2 separate regions of the Homo sapiens genome follow, and region 2 is linked to region 1. Evidence: chromatin loops called from intact Hi-C (ENCODE). Cell type or tissue: GM12878. All regions are shown on one strand.

Region 1 (8,000 bases):
TATCCCAAAATGAATTTCCATTCACATCAGAAGTTGTACCTCTGCCATTGAATACTGAGGTTATTGACATTTGGATTTTTGTCTTGGATTCCTTTACTAGCAAATTGCCAAGCAAACAAAAAGGACATTTTTTACAATAGGACATTTGTGACTAGGAGTTGGAAATTAATTGAGAATCAGAAGCCTTCGCTCTTGGCTTTGCCAGTGACTTTCAGCAGAACTTGGAAAAGCCATCATTTCACTTGGTTTTACTTTCCCCAGCCTTTGAAAAGTGGAGCTAGAAATAGCTCAGAATAGGACAGTCACGCCGATTTGGCAATGAGAGGCCACTGCATAAAGACTTAAATATTAGGACCTTCAATCTGTAAATGTGGTAGTGGATAAGTTGAAAACTGATATGTGCCTTAAATTCTAGGGTACTAGGAGACACAGACTGAATTTGCAAGGGGCATATTTAGGTACAGCAAAAGACAGTTATACTTTATATAGCAAGAGTAAAGTTAATTTCAAAAAATCTATGTATAAGAGATTCATAAATGATTAAGAGGAGCTGTGGTGATTTGTGGTGTATTCCACAGAGACAGAGAATGCTGGACTTGATTAATCTGGGTCTAACCTATAAAAAATCTCATATTTATATGCTTTATCTGACTATAAAATAAATTCCAAAGTTCTCATAAGGGTTTTGTTGTTGAGGATCTATGAATGCTCAGCATAAGGAAGACATAAATAGAAATGTTTTCATTTCTATGCACAGGTGACTATAAATACAGGCTCCTGGAAGTTGTGCCCTCATCCCTGACCAATTTTCCTGTCCAGTTTGGTTCACAGCAGTATTAAAGCACAGGCCATGGAGTCAGGCACCCTGAAACTTAATCCCTAGTCTTCTAATGACCGGGTGTATAATCTTAATCACATCATTTTACCTCCTGAGCCACAGAATCTTCATGTGTGAAATGAAGTTTGGATTTGACTTTAGGTACTCTCTTCCATCTCTAAAACTATATCTAGCAAGAAAACCCTGTAAGACAGGCAGCAGATTTCCTTTTTATTAAAGAGTTGGAGTACAAGATAATTCTTTTTTTCGAGACAGAGTCTCGCTTTTGTTGCCCAGGCTGGAGTGCAGTGGTGCGATCTCTGCTCACTGCAACCTCTGTCTCCTGGGTTCAAGCAATTCTCCTGCCTCAGCCTCCTCAGTAGCTAGGATTAAAGACGTGCACCACTATTCCCAGCTAATTTTTATATTTTTAGTAGAGACGAGGTTTCACCATGTTGGCCAGGCTGGTCTCAAACTCCTGACCTCGTGATCCGCCCGCCTCAGCCTCCCAAAGTGTTGGGATTACAGGCATGAGCCACCATGGCCGGCCTGAGAATTCTTAGACATCTTTAAATACAAGGTGATTTGTGCCTGGTCAAGAACAATACACAAATGGTTATTGTGCATGGACTAAATGGAAAACTAAGAAAGCACAAATGCTCTGCCATGCAGGCTTCTTCCTAGTTATTCTTTTACTCTCAGAGAAGCTGAGTGCTGCAAAGATCAGGAAAATGAGGGTGACTGACAGTGCTGCAGGCTATGACAAGCAATCTTTCATTGCATGACTAGATAACAATGGAAATAAGACATCGTCTTTTTTATCAAATACAATATTTGCCATCTCTTGTTAAGGAACATGATGCAATTAAACCACCAATCTTACCCTCTGTGTTCCTCTCTCACTCACAACTTACTCAAACAAAATTTTGGCTGATACTTTAGAGTCTCTTAGGCAACACTCAACGTTGGAAATGTTTTCCTTATTCTGTCCTGTGTCCAACTTTCAATTAAAAAAAATGAAGGAGAAAAGGGTTTTCCTTGATTGCAAATTCTTAAGGGAGGTTTTAAATTTTTTGCAGACAAATTGCTTTAGGTACATCGACTTCATAATTTGTGTGTGGCTAATTGGATTGCCTGATTAAGGACATGGCCATTGTTCCAAGATAGCAATTGCTGGACAGGGTTGCTCTGGTGGCTGAAAAGCCCTCTAGCGTATAATTCTACACCTCTGATTTGATGCGATTTGTAGTGTCTAAAGCCAAAGGAAAACTATGAGACTTCTGAAAGCGCCTGCACCAATGAGTAACCTACAGTCTTCCCACAGTCTCAGGGATTCTCCGACTTCTGCAGAGCCTAGATCCTGAAGCTTACACATGACTTAAGACAAGAAGAGCGGCCCCAGCTGCATGGATGGCATATTGCCTCAACATCGCTACCCCATTAGCATTGGGCTGCAAATAAGCTATCCATCTAACCACTAGGGGTCCCAATCTTTATACCCTTGCCTATCTTTATTAGAACATCCTTTTATTAAAGGTAGAAATGCAGAATATATTAAACCAACAGGTCTAAAGGTCTATTTCACATAAACCTTTACCACTAGTGCTTTGATGGTATGAAATGCCACATGATCCTATATCTGGTTTAAGTCTGCAATATAACATGGAGATGAGAGGGTAGCATGTACTTACATATGAGTTCAGTGCATCTGATTTTGAACTATCCCATTTTTACCCTGATTTCTGGGGTTTCCAAATAAAAGTCAAGGGAATACAAAATATTACTTAAAGCAAAGCTAAAATTGCATGTTTTAAATTTTTATGTCAAGAAATGCAAAATTAATACTCTCCTGCGATATTGCTCATTAATACTGTACTTAGACTAAGCTATAGTTTTAATGGCCTAATTCAAAAGAACGGAAAATTTTATTTTACTTTAATTTAAATCATTTAGATGTATGAGCTCTTTTATTTCCACTGGCACTTTTTCACAGTGAGCGTAATAGGGATGAAGTTGATCTCAAACTCTCTCATAGAACATAAACTCTTGATGGACTGAAACGAAGCTGAGCCTCTGAATGCTTAGGACATAATGAGCTGGATGGATTGGGAGAGCAGGTCGTTGAAACTACACAGATTGGGACACCCAGGGGGGATGTCCACATGATCGGGTCAGAGAAAAAGCACAAGGCAGCTCAGAGGTATTACTTCTCAGTATGGCATCCCCATTTGAAACAGCTGCAAAACAAGCCACAGCTTGGGAATGTGGCAAGGTTTCAGCAGCGTGGAGGTGGTAAGAACATCCAGAAGTGCCATTAAGCCTCGTGAAGGAATAGACAGAGGAATTCATGAAACAAAGCCTGGCCAGCAGCAGGCCCAGCTAATAATCAAAAGACAGTCTATATTCCCCTCAGCATAGTGGGGCTATGGCTTAGGGAGTCTGGGCTCTTCTCCCAGCCTGGCCACCAACTGTCCTCAGTTTTCTCATCTACAATATGTATGTAGGTCCTGGGCTGGAAGAACTCTAAAGTCTCTGCCCACTCTAGTGTTCTGTTCTTTGATAAAATAGCTCCAGGAAAATTGAGTTTTAAGCACTGTTATAGGAAAGCATAAGAAAGAGTCACTCGTTTATTAAATATCTTCTGTATAAATAGTTATATGCTAGTAACAGCACTATTCACAGTATTTTTATCACAGTGGATATATGGCATAAAAGTAAGCACTAAGGTTATCTCCCCAAACAGCATGATCACTGTTCTTAATATTTCTTATGAATACTATTGTCTTCTGTACTACATATTTCAGCCCAAATAAAACAGGATTGAAGAAATACAATTACACAGAATTTTAAGGCAATGCAGAAGGAAGGTGTCAATGTCAGTCAGTGACTTCCTAAGAGATTCCTTTGTTTCTTCATTGTACTTATTGCAGATCTGCCAAATTGAGCCAGGGTCTAAGAGTAGAAGAAGAGATATTTTCATTTTTCTGTAACAATTTTTTCTTTCCAGCATATAGCCATTATTAGAGCATCCTACTCATTTTTAGAAGGTAAACTGATCTCAACAGTAAACCCACAATGAGAAGCAGGAAAACTGAGACCACATGGACTGCAGGAATGGGGTAAAATACAGGGCTGACCCATAAGAAGTGTCCCCAACAACACAAAAACATTTCATAAAGGAAGGTGGAGGGTTCTGATGCAGGATGTGGTTAATAGTTAAGAGCAAGACCACAATGACTAGATGGCCTAGGTTCATATCTCACCCTCCTACTACTAGCTGTGTGACCTTAGGTAAGTTATGTAAACTCTGTGTCTTGGTTCCAGACTCATATATCCAGCTGCCTACTCAGCAATTCCACCTACATGTCAAAGTTAACATGCCCCAAATTAAACTCTTTATTTCCAATTCCTCCCAACCCCTACCTAAATTTGGTCTTCACCCAGTCTCCCACAACTCAGTAAAAGGAAATTTCCTTCCACCAAAAGCCTCTTGGAGTCATTCTTGATGCATCTTTCTTTTTTTTTTTTTTTTTGAGATGGAGTCTCGCTCTGTCACCCAGGCTGGAGTGCAGTGGCGAGATCTCGGCTCACTGCAACCTGCACCTCCTGGGTTCAAGTGATTCTCCTCTCTCAGCCTCCTGAGTAGCTGGGATTACAGGTGCACACCGCCATGCCTGGCTAATTTTTCGTATTTTAGTAGAAACGGGGTTTCACCATGTTGCCCAGGCTGCTCAGACTCCTGACCTCAGGCAATCCGACTGCCTTGGCCTCCCAAAGTGCTAGGATTACAGGCATGAGCCACATCCCACATCCATGATGCCAGCTAAATCCTATTGGATCAGCCTTACAAATACATCTCCCATCTGACCACTTCCAAACACTCCTATGTCCACCACCCTAGTCCCCACCCTCTCTTACCTGGACTATTACAGTAACCTCCCATATGGTCCCTCCTTTCCTACCCTTGTCCCCTAACAGTCCCTACTCCTCAGAACATCTAGCGTGTTCTTTCTAATCCTAAGGCTCCTACTCCAACAGCCCCATTGACTTTCTTTTTTTCTTCCCAATGACTTATCATCTCACTCAGAGTCAAACCCCAAATCCTCACCGTGACCTACAAGACCCTACCAGATGACCCCTCCTACTTCTGTAACCTCAACTCCTCCCTTTATCCCTTGGACTCGTTCTACTCCAGCCACACTGCCATCTTGCTATTCCTGGAACAAACCAAGGAAGCCCTTCCCTCTGCCTTGAACCCTCTTTAAATATTTACAATCCTAACTCACTTCCTTCAAAGTTCTGCTCAGATGTCACCTTATTAGAGAGGGAGGGTTCCCCAACTCTCCTAAATAAGACATCACCTGTTCCCCCAGCAGGCTCCATCTCCTCTCTTTGTACTTCCTGGCACTCCATATGATATATACATGTTTATTTGTTAACTGTCTATATCCCATTACTATATGGTAATCTCCATGAGAGTAGGAACTTTATATGGTTTGTTCACTGCTGTCTCCCCAATGCCTCAAACAGTAGGTGTTCAACAAATATTTGTCAAATGATTAAATAAATTAATATAAAATATTAGGGTAATTATAATTATTAAAATATGAAATAATTGGGATAGTAATAGAGCCTACCACATAAGGTTGTATGGACTTTAAGATAATAGATGTAAAATGCTTAGAACAGAAGCTCATTAAACATTAACTACTAATGTTAATATCAAATTTGCTTTGCTATCCAAGATGTTCATCTAGTGGTAGGGGCAAATTTTAGGATAGTGGAAAAATCAAAAGCACTTGGACTACAGCACATTAGCTCAAGAAGGATCCATCAAAGATAAAGCAGGACCCAGTAGGTGGCATGGAGGATACTGGAATTAAATTCACAATGTGAGAGAAAGAGGCCTCATAAGATTATGTTGATGGGTGGAGCCCCAGCAAAGCTGACTAGGGTTCAAGACTGAGCTTCAGTACTGCTGAAATTAAAGAATGAGATGAAACCAGATGTGGTGTCTCATGCTTATAATCCCAGCACCTTAAGAGGGCAAGGCAGGCAGATTGCCTGAGCTCAGGAGTTCAAGACCAACCCGGACAACATGATGAAACCCGGTCTCTACAAAAAATACAAACATTAGCCTGGTGTGGTGGCGCATGCCTGTAATCCCAACTACTTGGGAGGCTGAGGCAGGAGGATCGCTTGAGCCTGGGGAGTCGGGGCTGCAGTGAACAATGACACCACTGCATTCCAGCCTGGGCGACAGAACGAGACCCTGTCTCCAAAAAAAAAAAAAAAAAGAGAGAGAGAGAGATGAGACCAAAAAATGATTCTTATTTGCTCCGGAGAGCACTCCGGTATTTCCTCCTTAGCTTCAGGCTCCCTCCCAAACTCTGGGGCAGAAAGGCAAGAGTTGCATGGACAGATTCTCTGCAAGGTGCTGAGCAAGGTAGCAGACATGCCAGGTCTTGAGTGCATTGTGTCTAGAGGTAGAGCACAGAGGAGGAAAAGGTGAGCAGAAGGCAAGATGGTGTACAGGGAGTGTGCCAACCAGAGAGAGCTCTGGGGAGAAGAATAAGAGGCTCTTCTCATTAGCTCAGGGACTTGAGGGGGCTGGTAATCTATAGCAGGGGTCCCCAACCCCTGGCCCATGGACCAGTACTGGTCAGTGGCCTGTTGGAACTGGACGGCACAGCAGGAGGTGATCAGCATTACCTCCTAAGCTCCACCTCCTTTCCGATTGGCCAGCGGCATTAGATTCTCATAGTAGTGCGAACCTTATTGTGAACTGAGCATGTGAGGGATCTAGGCTGAGCATTCCTCATCAGAATCTAATGCCTGATGATCTGAGGTGGAACAGTTTCATCCCAAGCCAGCCCCTTCCACCTCCCCCAACCCAATGGCTGTGGAAAACCTGTCTTCCAGGAAACCGGTCCCTGACACCAAAAAGGTTGGGAACTGCTAATCTACAGCATATGTATAAAGACAATGTTAAGCAGGCAAGAGCTGGACATCACAAGTTCTCTGTATATGAATATGTGTGTGTCTAAATCTACTACACCTCCTACATCTGTAGATATTCTCTCTCTCTTTCTCTCTCTGTCTGTCTCTGCCTCTCTCTCTCTCTCTTTCTCTCTCTCTCTCTCTCTCACACACACACACACACACACACAGGAGAGATCACATTTATGGAAGATCACATGGGACCTCCAATGAGGCAGTGGCTGAAGGGATATCCTGATATTAAACTTTTTATAAAAGAAAGTGTTTTAAGGTATATAGAAATATGTTTGAGTGGAGTGGAGTCGAATGGAGAAAAGGAAAACAGATGAGTTTAGTTGTTAGTAGCTGCTGCTTCTAATGGGGATTAGAGACACACCAAATGGGATAGCCCAGGAGTAAGGACACTCTGTCCCACGAAGTTTCCAAGTCCCAACTTAAGAGCTGCGGGGCCTGGTTTGAATCCTGATTCTACCACTTACAAATACTTTGACCTTGGTAAAGTAATGTGAACTCTGAAAAATGAGGCTGGTGGCACCTATCTCATTAGGTTGTTGGGCTAATTCAATAGAAGTAAGTATGTCAGGTGCCTTTTACCGTTCCTAACACATAGTGCGTGCTCAATCAGATTGCACTAAATTTTATGGAGAACTTATCCCAGGGGAATATCTAATGTAGGGCTTTTTCCAAAGAAAGTAATTCTCAGGCTATCTATGAAAAGACAAGTTACTCAAAGCAAGTAGATTTATGTCAAGGGAACAGGCCACCTGGAGAGACAGACATTCAGATGCCAGTTATGTTTCCAAAATAGCCTTTCTTCTGCAAACTCATTTGCATAAGGCTCTCTCTTCTTGAGAGTCTACCTTTTAAACCAGAGATTATGTTCCTGTTCTTGCTAACTGAAACTTGCATTCTCCTTTCTTTTTAAAAATTCTTTGTACTGGCTGGGCATGATGGCTCACACTTATAATCCCAGCACTTTGGGAAGCAGAGGCAGGAGGATCACTTGAAGCCAGTTCAGGACCAGTCTGGACAACACACTGAGACTTTGTCAATTTAAAAAAAAAAAGAAAAAAAAGTCCTTTGTACCTTTTCTGTTCTTGAGAATGGGAAGTAGAGCTATTTTATATGAAAAAAAAGTGTAGCCCTTAATTATGAGTTATAAACCCACAGAAATGCAACATAT
Region 2 (8,000 bases), 120 kb after region 1:
CCTTATGAAGGGCAACTCCTTCCCCAGTTCGGCCTCATCTCTTGCCACATTTGTTCTTTCTTCCTTCTGTACCAAATGTTTCCATCACGTTGAATGACATGAAGTTCTCCAAATTCCCCAAACTAACTCTTCCTTCTACTGCCAGGAGCCATCATTTTGTCTGTGCTTCCCCTCCTCACCACTCTAGCCTACCTTCTTTGGCAGATATTCCACCATTCTTCAGGCCTTTGCTTCCATACCCATCGATTCATCAAAGACATCAAACCAATGTCATTCACTCCCAACCACCCCCATAACTAGTGTCCATTTAGTGGCTTTTCTGCAACCTCCCAATGCTCCTCTGTGTCCCCCATCCTAGAAATCATTATGTTATCGGTGGAAGGTATCTTAGTTACCAGCAGAAAATCTGTACAGGTCTGCAGCAACCTCATTTCTTGCCTCTTCAGAACAAAGAATTTGACTGAGAAGCATAAGGCAGAAATACAGACCGAGGCAAGTTTCAGAGCAGGAATAGAAGTTTATTTTAAAAAGCTTTAGAACAGAAAAAAGGAGCATGTGCTTGGAAGAGGCCCAAGGTCAAGTGTGGTGTTTAACCTTGATTTTAGGACTTTATAGGCTGGCCTCTTTCACAGGATTCTTCCCTTAGGGTGGGCTGCCCGCATGTGCAGTGCCCTCCTTACCCTTAGGAGGTGAGCACATGCAGTGTGTTTAGGAAACTGTACGTGTGCTCATCTGAGGCTTTCTTCCCTTTTCTGGTGGTGTGCCTCCAGAGGCCATTTTGTCTCTTAATGCGCAGGCCCAGGAAGTTGCTTCTACCTGGTACCCGCATTCAATTAACACTTTAGTGCAACAGGTGTGGACCATCAGGAAATGACCTCTCCCTGGCACCAGCTGCCAATTTATCACTTTTAGAGAGGCAATGTGATAATTGCCAAACCATCACCCAGCATTCCTATGAGTGGGGGAAGAGCCCTCTCCTGCCCAGCTCATGCTTGTCTAGCTACCTGTAACAATTGTAACAATTATACCACTGTAATGGCCTGTTTGCTTTCCAACAGCTTCTACTAAACTGTGAGAAACATCAGAACAAGAACTGAAGATGTCTTCGGGTTTTTTTGTTACTGTTTGTTTGAGACGGAGTCTCACTCTGTCACCACGCTGGACTGCGGTGGCAACCTCTCAGCTCGCTGCAACCTCCACCTCCCGAGTTCAAGCGATTCTCCTGCCTCAGCCTCCCGAGTAGCTGGGGCTACAGGTGCATGCCATCATGCCCAGCTAATTTCTGTATTTTTAGTAGAGACGGGGTTTCACCATGTTGGCCAGGATAGTCTCGATCTCTTGACCTTGTGATCTGCCCGCCTCAGCCTAAAGATGCCTTCTTTGCAAGTATGTTTGCAATGCTCCACAACTATTTATTGAATGAACAAGTGTTTGAAGAATCCTTGACTTTTGGAGGAACCATATGACCTTGGGAATGCTCACCAATGACAATTTTTCACTCTGAATCATAATGTGAGAGCAGAAAATTATCAAAACATGTTTGTATTTCACATTGAAATTAATTGAATAAATATATAATTCATCATCCTGATTCATCTCTCATCACTTGCCCATCTCTAATCATAAAACAAAAGTATATTCCATTTTGACAGCCAAATATTTTCTCATTTAAAGTTATTAATTAATCCATAAAGCCCAGAAAACTGATTATATATTTCCATGAGGGGTGAAAAAAATCAGCATGAGATGTGACTGCCAAATGGTATGATTGATATTTTTAACAAATATACTGCCACTTATTCATGTTGGCCTTCATTCCAATGATAGTATATTCCTCAAAACATAAGTAAGGCACCTCTCTGGATCCCATTCCTTCCAGCCTCTGCAGAGTTCAGGCTCCCTTAGTTCTGTCTTTGGCTCCTGAGTTACCATTCTACAGTTCTGTATTCATCTGTTCTCACACTGCTATGAAGAAATACCTGAGACTGAGTAATTTACAAAGATAAGACATTTACTTGACACACAGTTCCGCATGGCTTGGGAGGTCTAAGGAAACTTACACTCATGGCAGAAGGCACCTCTTCATAGGGCAGCAGCAGAGAGAATGAGTGCCAGCAAGGGAAATGCCAGATGCTTATAAAACCATCAGATCTCATGAGAACTCACTCACTATCATGAGAACAACGTGGGGGAAACCACCCTCATGATTCAATTACCTCCCATCACGTCTTTCCCATGACACATGGGGATTCTGGGGATTACAATTCAAGATGAGATTTGGGTGGGGATACAGCCAAACCATACAGCCAAACCTGCCCCTGGCCCCTCCCAAATCTCATGTCCTTACATTTCAAAACACCATCATGTCTTCCCAACAGTCCCCCAAAGTCTTAGCTCATTCCAGCATTAACCCAAAAGTCCAAGTCCAAAGTCGCATCTGAAACAAGGCAAGTCCCTTCCACCTATGAGCCTGTAAAGTCAAAAGCAAGTTACTTACTTCCTACATACAATGGGAGTGGTATGGTTTGGCTGTGTACCCACCCAAATCTCACCTTGAATTGTAATAATTCCCATGTGTCAAGGGCAGGGCCAGGTGGAGATAACTGAATTGTGGGGGTGGTTTCCCCCATACTGTTCTCATGGTAGTGAATAAGTCTCATGAGATCTGATGGTTTTATAAATAGGAGTTCCCCTGCACAAGCCCTCCTGCCACCATGTAAGACATGCCTTCACTTCTCCTTTGCCTTCCGCCACGATTGTGAGGCCTTCCCAGCCATGTGGAACTGTGAGTCCATTAAACCTCTTTCCTTTATAAATTACGCAGTCTCAGGAATGTCTTTAGTAGCAATGTGAGAACAGACGAATACAGGAGGTACATGCATTGGGTAAATACACGCATTCCAAATGGGAGAAATTGGCCAAAATGAAGGGGCTACAGGCCCCATGCAAGTCCGAAATCCAATAGGGCAGTCACTAAACCTTAAAGTTCTGAAATGATCTCCTTTGATTCCATGTCTCATATCCATGAGGTGGGCTTATAAGACCATCAGATCTCATGAGAATTCACTCACTATCGTGAGAACAGCATAAGGGAAACTGCCCCCACGATTCAATTATCTCCCACTTGGTCCCTCCTATGACCCATGGGATTAAGGAGATTACAGTTCAAGATGAGATTTGCGTGGGGCACAGCCAAACCATGCCACGTTGCTTCTCTACAGTTTATAACCAGCTAGAATCACACACATACACACACACACACACACACACACACACACAGCTTCAGCTGTACATTGCCGCTAGGGAATATGAATCCAGTGTAACCATCTCTTCTGATTTTTTCCAAAGACACATGAAATTCTAGTCTTTGTGGGAAACATCCCCATTTTTAAATTTTGGAGCTTATTCAAAAAGTTTAAAATACACCATGAGCCAACATTATAGGAAGCAAACAAAACATATCTAAAGATCCAGTTTGGCCCATGGACTATTCATTTTTAACTTCTGCTTTAAAGGATGACACTCAATTGGCAGTACATACATACATATATATATATATGCACATAAAATTCAAAGACCTTTGTTTTAGACCTGACTCTGTCACTTACCAACTGTGTGGTCTTGAGAAAGATGCCTAACCTCTCTGAGCGAAAGTTCACTCATTTGTAATCACAGAGGATCCTTGTGAGGACCAAAAGGTAATGTATATGAAAGCTCTTAAAAACTATTACATAGGCCGGGCGCGGTGGCTCACGCCTGCAATCCCAACACTTTGGGAGGCCAAGGCAGGCGGATCACGAGGTCAGGAGATCGAGATCATCCTGGCTAACACGGTGAAACCCCGTCTCTACTAAAAATACAAAAAATTAGCCGGGTGTGATGGTGGGCGCCTGTAGTCCCAGCTACTTGGGAGGCTGAAGCAGGAGAATGGCATGAACCCGGGAGGCGGAGCTTGCAGTGAGCCGAGATCGTGCCACTGCACTCCAGCCTGGGTGACAGAGCGAGACTCCATCTCAAAAAAAAAAAAAAAAAAAAAGTACATAATGCCAAAAATATAGTTATTATTATTTTAAATTTTCATGACTCTTTAATCATCATTGATATTTTTGAAATATTGTATTATGTTTGGACTCATCCCAAATTTTTGTACTCAGGATTAAGACTGGTTACCCTCTTTCAGAAAAATCATGAAAATAGTAACATTGGTCTTCTTTGAGTGGCTGTTCAGAGTAAGATTTTAAGATTTTAATAACCTCTTCCCAGTAATTGATGTATTTTTAGGATATAAAATGATAACTTCAAACTATGCAATGCATTCCATTTCAAAACTGCTGTCTTTTTTCTTTTCTTTGGAAGCACCTTAAATGGCAAAAATAACCTCTTCTCCAAATCCAACTGAAAGCCTAAATGGCCTTCACCCAAGGAGCTTAGATAGGCTGGAACACTACACTGGAATTTGGTAGAAATTATAGAGATTAAGTCAAATTATATTAGGTTTCTTGGGTTATGCTTTGTGTGAATGGATGACACCTACTGGTATAAACTGAAAATTGGCTTTCTCTTTTCAAAAAGAAAAATAACTGCTCATCTCTCAGACCAAGAAGGGAAAAAAATCACCTCCAGCAGAGTCCAACACTGTTAAAAGTGTAATCACCAGATGTACAAGCCAAGGATTTTGTGAAATCATGAAAAAATGTTCATGATACAGTAAATGAAAAAAGCAAGCTATATGTACAACATATATATAAGCTTAATGTTTAAAAATTTTATATAAAAATCTATAAAGAAAAATATACAAAAACAATATATAGAAAAAGGGAAAGGATAGGCACCAGAATGTTAATTTGCTAATTAATATGCTAAGTATAACTAATGATTATTTTTCCTTTATGTTTTCTGCACTTTCAAAACCTTCTCCTATGCCCATGTAGCAATTCAGCAAACAAAATTCAGATGTAATTTTGTTTCCACCAATCAGATGTGCCAATACCTCACTTGCTTTTGGAACTGCATTAATGGCAGACAAGTGGTAGACATCTATTTTGCTAGCACAAATGGTCACAGCAGGATAGTCTTATAGCCAGTTGATTTGAGACATGGCAGCCTCTAACAATGGTCATGGCAGCCTCTAACAATGGTCATGGCAGCTTTTATTTTTATGATAAAAACCATGTAAGTCTGGGGGCTGGGAGTTATTTCTAGAAGCTAAGCCCAATAATCTGCTTCTCCAGCCCTTCCAAATATTTTGTAATATCTGGCAACAAATCTTTTTCTGGTTAAACTAGAGAGAATGGTTTTAGGTTTCTTGGGTTTTTTATTAATTTATTATAACAGCAATAAACAAATATTCTATGTGTGAGTGTGTGTCATTGTTTTTTCTTCCATAAAGTTTTACAAAATTACCTTAAGTATGAGGAAGCAGAATACCTAAAGCACAAAGAATGAAAGTGTTAAAATAACTCAATAAATTATGGCCAGGCAATGCCCTTGTTGGTGGTGTTTTTTTAAAAATATCCATTGTCACCTAATTTTTTTTGCCAAATGAACCTGAAAATCATGTTTAAATTTTCACAAGTTCTCCCTGCCCAATCTTTCTGCTCTCCATATTCCACTGGAATTTTGATTCCATACAGTGCTGAGTGCCTAGACTTCCACATTACTACTTGAGATCCCAAAAGCATCCCACAGCTTAGTAATTCATAGCTTTTACAAGCCATTTTATTTTAAAAGTTAGATGAAGATTTAACAGATGCCATTATGAGTGCTATAAGAATGTGCATATGTGAAACTTCATACTTTTTATCAATGTACACCTTTATTTCTTAATCACTATATCATATATTGAATAGACTTTGGTGGTTTTAAGAAATTAACATATAACAAGAATTGTCCCAGCTGGGCGTGGTGGCTCATGCCTGTAATTACAGCACTTTGGGAGACCAAGGCAGGTGGATCACTTGAGGTCAGGAGTTTGAGACCAGCCTGGACAACATGGGGAAACCTGTCTCTACTAAAAATACAAAAATTATCCAGGCACGGTGGCGAGTGCCTGTAATCCCAGTTACTCGGGAGGCTGAGGCAGGAGAATCTCTTGAATCTGGGAGGCAGAGGTTGCAGTGAACCAAGATTGCATCACTGCACTCCAGCCTGAGCGACAGAGCGAGAGACTCCATCTCAAAAAAATAAAAATAAAAATAAAAATAAAAATAAAATTGTCCCCATTCTTAAGTGTTGAACCACTTGAGAAGAGGGGCAAGGATCTCACAGACATTTAGGGTTAGACAGGGAATTATAAGAAATGATGACTGAGATAAGTAATTGTCCAAAAAAAATAGAAATGGTTGAAGAGTTTAATGGAGAAGATGGAGTGACAGATCACAATGTCTTGGTGATTAAGGCAGGTAAAAGAGATAATAAAGACAGAAAATACATTAACTCACATTTGTATGGGATGGTACAGTGTGTGTAACACCTACACACGTTATACGGTAAAAACCAATGACCTTGCACAAAATGGATATTATCACCTACACCTTGTTAGAATGGAAACCTAAGTCTCAAAGAAGTTAAACGGTTTGCCCAAATTAGCTAAGCCAGGACCAGAACTCATATGTACTCACTTCTAGATTAGTGCTGTTACAAGTGTCTAGAAAGAAAAAGAGAAACAAAGGGGTTAGGCTTGCTGAAGTTTATCCTGGAGGCTTGGTTCTATCTTAGACTCTCTGAGTTTACATTTTCCTGTGCCTAATGAATACAATTGTAAAAACTACTAGACACAGTCTCCCCTCTGTTGACCATTGATCATTTCCCAAATTAGAGATGCACTGAAGTGTCCAGACCTTTCTTATTTTACCTCTTAATAAGTCATTTGATATAAAAAATAAAAACAGTTTTGGTAGATGTGGTTATAAAGCCATGAAAATTAATATCACACTCTATTATCCCAACCCCCATCTTAAGTCTTTAGAATTATTTTATGACAGGTACACTAGATTTACTATCAAGACACTGTAAACCCAAACTGGACCTCCAGCCCAGGGGATGAGCAGTTTCTTCATATAGCATACTGAATCAAAATCTCCAAGGAGCACAGGTCGAGTGAGAATTGTCAGAGTGAAATTAAAGTTCATCCAAAAGAAAACTTTTTTTAGTAAAAAAGAGTAAAGACAATTACTAGGACTGCCACACATTAAACCATATTATAAAGTTATAATAATTCAATCATGTTAGACTGGAATAAAGATAGACAATTCAACAGAATAGACTATATATCCAGAACTAGGTATTTGTGTATATAAAAATTTAATGTTTGATACCATCATTACACTGGATGGGGTTCAGTTGCAGATAACAGAAACCATTCTCTCTAGTTTAACCAGAAAAGGATTTGTTACCAGATATTACAAAATATTTGGAAGGGCTGGAGAAGCAGATTCTTGGGCTTAGCTTCTAGAAATAACTCCCAGCCCCCAGACTTACATGGTTTTTATCATAATAATAAAAGCTGCCATGACCATTGTTAGAGGCTGCCATGTCTCAAATCGACTGGCTATAAGACTATCCTGCTGTGACCATTTGTGCTAGAAAAATAGATGTCTATCACTTGTCTGCCATTAATGCAGTTTCAAAAGCAAGTGAGGTATCGGCACATCTGATTGGTGGAAACAAAATTACATCTGAAACATAGCTGCAAGGAACCCCAGGAAAGCTCATTTTCAAATTTTCAGCCACTATAATATAGGAAGGCTCACTTGGATGTTAGAGTGGAATTTGAGCAAGTGAATTCTAGTATCTACCAAAAATAGCATTTCACATCAGCTAGAAAAGAAGAGTTATTTAATAAATGATGACAAAGCATTTGGGTAGCTAGTTTAAAAAAGATGTATTTAGATCTATACCTTACACTCTACATCAAAATTAACTGCATATAAATTAAAAAGTTAAATTATAAAATTCACATTAATAAATGAAAGAACATAAAGAAATATTTTCTACATACA

What was found. Hi-C counts contacts between places; a loop is a spot of excess contacts. Peaks named below come from ENCODE experiments on the same cell type or tissue, not always from the same donor. Only the 100,000 strongest peaks of a DNase experiment are listed, where the experiment ranks them.
Region 2: it touches region 1 in a loop (6-fold over the local background); 9 of 110 quality-filtered maps call a loop at or near these places.

The regions. Positions count from the first base shown.
Region 1 is chr2:204,045,943-204,053,942 of GRCh38, reverse strand. No RefSeq gene overlaps it. Among named protein-coding and RNA genes, the nearest start is that of ICOS, 110 kb to the right of the region's middle. In GM12878, no CTCF peak of the experiment used is centred here; DNase peaks (open chromatin) are centred at 4,005 and 7,598.
Region 2 is chr2:203,925,556-203,933,555 of GRCh38, reverse strand. LOC101927840 (a long non-coding RNA gene) reads left to right here. Exons shown (of 4, transcript XR_427213.4): 4 at 1,059-1,239. Among named protein-coding and RNA genes, the nearest start is that of ICOS, 7.2 kb to the left of the region's middle. In GM12878, no CTCF peak of the experiment used is centred here; no DNase peak of the experiment used is centred here.